Regions from separate parts of the Homo sapiens genome. Here region 1 is linked to region 2. A link is a contact called in ENCODE Hi-C or POLR2A ChIA-PET data. All regions are on one chromosome and are shown on one strand. The core of a region is the stretch at or near the end of the contact, and the rest is flanking DNA. Distances in the headings are between cores, read along the strand shown.

The links. A loop is a pair of places that touch in the nucleus more often than their neighbours do. ChIA-PET counts read pairs that join two places held with the same protein, here RNA polymerase II (POLR2A). Pooled maps may share reads with other maps.
Region 1: a loop to region 2 is called in a pooled map, with 2.9 times the contacts of the local background. The contact joins the enhancer-like site here to the promoter of ORC2 in region 2. A Hi-C loop is called at or near these places in 4 of 50 pooled maps. POLR2A ChIA-PET finds 5 or more read pairs at or near these places in 2 of 52 experiments (K562 and OCI-LY7).

Annotation. Positions count from the first base shown.
Region 1 is chr2:201,412,829-201,415,528 of GRCh38, reverse strand. The region is part of intron 2 of TRAK2 (trafficking kinesin protein 2); the gene reads left to right. It also overlaps the pseudogene SCYL2P1. Among named protein-coding and RNA genes, the nearest start is that of TRAK2, 37 kb to the left of the region's middle. Within about 2 kb of position 1,393, at least 5 of the 41 ENCODE cell types and tissues checked have a DNase peak (open chromatin) inside an H3K27ac peak, as active enhancers do.
Region 2 is chr2:200,962,385-200,965,084 of GRCh38, reverse strand. It overlaps ORC2 (origin recognition complex subunit 2), which reads left to right and starts at 1,425. Exons shown (of 18, transcript NM_006190.5): 1 at 1,425-1,595. It overlaps LOC105373835 (a long non-coding RNA gene), which reads right to left and starts at 1,653. Exons shown (of 3, transcript NR_187976.1): 1 at 1,455-1,653. RefSeq lists a silencer at 1,016-1,414 and an enhancer at 2,123-2,192.

The DNA.
Region 1 (2,700 bases), core at 144-2,643, 450 kb before region 2:
TGTTTCTCTTTCCATTACGTTCATATTTTCCCCTTAAATCTTTGAGCATATTAAAAATAGAGGATATAAAAAATTGCTGCTTATTAATTCTGTTATTTCTGTCATGACGGGTCTGTTTCTGTTGACTCATTTCCCTCCTGGTTATGGATTACATTTTGTTTATTTTTGCATATCTAGTAATTTTGTATGGACTGGTGAATATTATGAATGTTACATTGTTAGGTGTTTAGGTTTTGTTGTCTTCCTTGGAAAAGTGTTAAAATTTATTTTGGCAAGACTTTAAGTTATTTGCTGATAAGGTTAACCCTTTGAGGCTTGTTTTTCATCTGTAGGTCTACAGATCATACTCTAGACCAAGCTCTAGTGTGCTTGATTCTAGCACTGATTTAATTATCTTACCGGTAGGCATGACTGGGAAAAAATGGACATGAAGGAGACATTTGGAGGATAAAATGGTAGAGAAGGAGTTGTCAAGCCTGGGCAAGAGTAATAAATGGAACATTATCAGAATATGGAAGCAAGGTGGAAGAGCTAGTCTAAAGAATATTTAGCTTAATCTACTAAGCCTGGATTGTACACTTATTTTTAATATTACATTTTGGAAGTAGGGAATTATTCTAGTCTAGAAGAGATGCTAGGGACTAGTATCTCTTGTAATGAATGTCACTTTTGTTCTTCATCTCCACTATACCGTTGAATACCTAATAGTCTGTTTTTAGCTCTGCATGTATTTATAGTCAACTTCTCTTCCTGAGTATTAAAATGACAATCTCTATGTAATATATGTGTGGCAGGAAAAATTTGGATAATCACATGGAACTTGTAATAATAGAATTTGGATATATGTTCAGGTCTCCTATTTAAGAGATCTGTAAGGATTGAGAGCTTATTTAGAACCATATTTAAGGTTTTAAATCTGCCTCATCTCTATCTCATTGTGGTGATCAAGCCACTGCTTCTCCTTCTGGGTGAATAGGGATGTCTGATATTGCCAGCCTCCTTTTATTAAACTTATTAAAATGTCATTGTGAAGTCAAGGTCAAGTCGTAGGAATTTACTCTCTTAAGGATTTGTTTTCTTAACCAGTACTTTGTTGTTCTTTGCCAGAGCTAGAGCATGTTTCATTATACTACCCACAAAGGAAATACCACATCTCTTTAAAAGTGAGAGGGTTGATATGACATCCTGTACTTTCGCTATTTTAAGCCCTAGTATTTTAAGCATGTTAACAGAAATAACTCTCCTTTTTTGTAAACAGCTAAGTTTGGGAGGTGTTAAATGATGGGCAGTACTGGGAACAGGAAGATAGTGGCAGATACATAAAAACACAAAAGCTCAGTTTGTTCAGAGATGGGGGTGGGGGTGTTATAGGTGTGCAAGTGAGAGAGTAGTGATGTAAATAGTATTCAGTGAGTACCTGTGATCTGCCAGATACCCTGGGTGCCTTAATTGCTTATTTTAGTTACTTCTTACTACTGTTGTGTGTGATAAATGATCTTTATTTTACAAATGAGAGAAATTAAGGCTCTGAAAGGATGAATCGTGTGTCTAACAATTAGTAGAGGAGTCAGATTCAGAAGCTACGTCTGATGCCAAAACCCATGATCTTTCTAATATTAAGAGTGAAAAATAGGACAATAAGTAGATTAGACACCTGGAGGAATTAGGAGATATGTAGGACTAATACTGTATGTTGGAGACATGATGTGTAGGAACTTGCTTTCTAGGACAAGTTGTCAGCCTTTGTCCTGTAAATGGCAGATAGCAACAAGAATGGGTACAGTGCTGGATAGGAAGTCGAGACCCAGGTCTGGTGGTTCTAGTGTCCTCGGCAAGTTACCCATCTTTAAGTCTCAGTTTCCTTATCTAGGAGGCAGGATTGGATGGTTTCCGAAAGTGTCTTCTACCTTTAATACTCTGTAATTATTTAGATACTATAGCAACCTTATTTTAGCAGTCTTGATTTGATCTCTAGGTGTAAAAACTCAATAGTAATACAGTAATAAAAATAGCTGACAATAGGTCTTTCAGTCTTTTCCCCCCTCCCTTAGTCTTCGTCCCCAATCCCTCCCCTCCCTATCCCTTTCCCTCCTCCAGCTGCCACGTGTGAAGGCAGAGCAGGAACAGCCTGTGTTTAGGGGGGTGGGGAAAAAGAGGCCCAGTTCTGCCCCTCCTGGAAGGAGAGGGAAAAGGTAACTATAACTACCCAATATTGCAGCCATGGAGTCCATGTTTAATAAATTGAAGAGTACTGTTACAGAAGTAACAGCTGATGTCACTAGTGCTGTAATGAGAAATCCTGTCACTAGAGAATTTGATGTTGGTCAGCACATTGCCAGTGGTGGCAGTGGGCTAGCTTGGAAGATTTTTAATGGCACAAAAAAGTCAACAAAGCAGTGGCTGTTTTTGTCTTTGATAAAAAATGATTGACAAATATCAAAAATTTGAAAAGGATCAAATAATTGATTCTCTAAAATGAGGAGTCCAACACTTAACTCGACTTCAACACCCTCGACTTCTTACTGTCCAGCATTCTTTAGAAGAATCCAGGGATTGCTTGGTGTTGTGTACAGAACCAGTTTTTTGCCAGTTTAGCCAGTGTTCTTGGTAACTGGGAAAATCTCCCTTTCCCTATATCTCCAGACATTAAGGATTATAAACTTTATGATGTAGAAACCAAATGTGGTTTGCTTCAGGTTT
Region 2 (2,700 bases), core at 176-2,675:
TGACTCTATATCTTCCCTCCCAATCCTACCTCCTTTATCCAAAGATCTTTCAATACAAATCTGACCAGTGCCCTAAGGGCCAACTAAGCCCTTCATAATAACAGACCCAATGCTTGGCATTTTACACAGCTGTTACACGGATTTGGACCTTCTACCTGGAAAATTTTACCCCTCTTGGCCTGTTTTAAATCTATTCAACACAGGGGTTTCAGTTTAAACATCTCTTCCTCCTAGAAAATTGTTCCTGACTCCTTCTGGGCTTTTAATTAGCTACTCCTACCATGTGCTCCAATGCACTTCCCATATCATGGTATTTTTCTCAATATTGTCCGTTCAATATCTTCACGTGCTAGGTAACTACAGTGAATGCAGAGATCGTAGTTGTCTCGCTCGATAATGAATACTTATCTTCTGTTCGCAGAGTACTCTGTAGTTTTGTTTTGAGTAAGTGAATCCAAATGAAACAATACCCTGTTCTTAATACTGTATGGATCCCATCCAGGTTCATTCCTTTTCTTCCTCATTTTCTCTGTCTTGTCTTTTTTATATTTTGGATAGTTGAAGTCAATCATTTTCTCTGTCTATTCATTCTATTTCCCCAGCCTCTTCATCCCACTAGCCGTCCGATCCCATCTCCATATTCAGTGCTTCTCCTAACGTCTCTTCTTCTCCCTACCCCAAACCCTGGAGATGTACAAGATCCTACCTTTCACGCCAAATGAAGAAAATCTTTAAAAAAGAAATGCGAATCAATTTCCATTACCTTTTTCTTCAAAAGGTAGCTGGGAAACCAATGAACACTTTTTTTTTTTTTTTTTTTTTTTTTTGAGACGGAGTTTCGCTCTTGTTGCCCAGGCTGGAATGCAATGGCTCGATCTCGGCTCACTGCAACGTCCGCCTCCCGGGTTCAAGCGTTTCTCCTGCCTCAGCCTCCCGAGTAGCTAGTATTACAGGCATGCGCCACCACGCCCGGCTAATTTTGTATTTTTAGGAGAGACGGGGTTTCTCCATGTCGGTCAGACTGGTCTCGAGCTCCCGACCTCAGGTGATTCGCCCGCCTCGGCCTCCCAAGGTGCTGGGATTAGAGGCGTGAGACACTGCGCCCGACCCCAAAGAACACTTTTTAAAGATTGCTACAAGACAAACAGCTACCACTCAGCCAGCTACTGTGCAAACTTCCTCAGATCCAAACAACACTTCCTTTTCCCTTCCCCGGAAACGGAAAGAAGAAAGGAAAGGTAAGGCCCACAACTCAGGGCCCAAGAATCCGTTTTCCTCAGGTTTCCTGATGGGCGGGGCCGAATGGCCGGCGCCGACTGGACGGCAGAGCCGTCGCTCTTGGCCGACTCCTCTTCCTATTGGCTTCCTCGGGCACCGCCCCCTGAACAGGGCGGGAGATTCGGTGTGCCGCACGCAGGCTTCCCATCCCCCAGCTGGCCTCCGGTGCTCCTTACCTCCCCGGTGGTCGGGCGCGAATTACTGGAAATTGGCTTTTCCCGTTGGGGCCGAAGGTACCTTCCCTGCGGCGGCGACTCAGCGGGGTGTCGTTCGGCCGGCGTGACGCAGCCGGATCGGCGCCAGACGGAAACCTAGCGGTGAGTAGTGGGGTGTCGGGGCAGCCTGCCTCCCTTTTCTGCTTAGCTCGCGGCGTGTGAGGTGCGTCCAGGTGCACCCAGCCCCGCGTCGGAGCTTGGCCCCTAGCGTCCCAAGTCGCGCATCTCAGGACTTTCCCTCGGCACTTGGGGCATGGTCTTTGCGCCTCGCTGCCCCCCGCAGGCTGCCCGGGGGCTCGAGAACCCTTACTGGTGGAGCGCAGCCAACTGGCCAGAGGCTGGAGGCGCAGGCCAAAGTCCTTTAAGACTTGAGGTGAGAGGCTCACTCTGGGAGGACCTTTCGTTAGTCTGCCCCGCAGTTATAGGCCTTTTGTGCAAGGGACGCCTGATACTAACCTACCTGATTCCCAGCTTACGAAGCCCTCTGGTTGGAAAAGGAGAACTGTGAAGATGTGTAACGACAGTGGTAAAGTGCCCTGTGAGGTATGAAGAGGAAGAGATCGCGTCCCAGAACCACTGTAGCTAGAACCTTTGATGTCATCCCAGCCTGGAGGCACCAATGTGTCCTGCCAGCTAACTGATCGGTCACCTTGGAGCCATGCTTGGCTGTAAAATGTTGATAAGCCAGGCTCTTTTGGTAGAGCTTTTTAATTAAAAAGATGTTGAGACGTTACTTTTCATTTTACAATTGAAATCCTAATAGAATCATTACACTTTCCCGCAGTTAAATTGCAATCTGAAGAAAAATAGCACGGCCCTACACCGTTATATAAGGGCACTGCACGTTAAACGGACATCATCACTTATTGAGCAGTTTTTCTGTTAGATGTTGAATGAGTTAGAGATGTACAAGAGATCTGCATGGTTAAGTTGAAGTTTAAAGTAAAAATATCTCAGTGCACTGCAGTAAGGAGCTAAAAAAGAAAAAGGTTAAAGTAAAAATACCGATAATTGGGAGCATTCAGTGATGCTCTTTTATATATCAGGCACATCATTTCATTTAATCGTCAGGACTTTGGACAAAGTCACACAGTTATAAAGTATGGAGTGGAGATTGGAACTCAGGTTTCTCCAATATTAAAATTGGTGTTTAACCACTAATCTATCCAACCTTCTTTTTCAAAGGATTATGTTTTTAAAAATTACA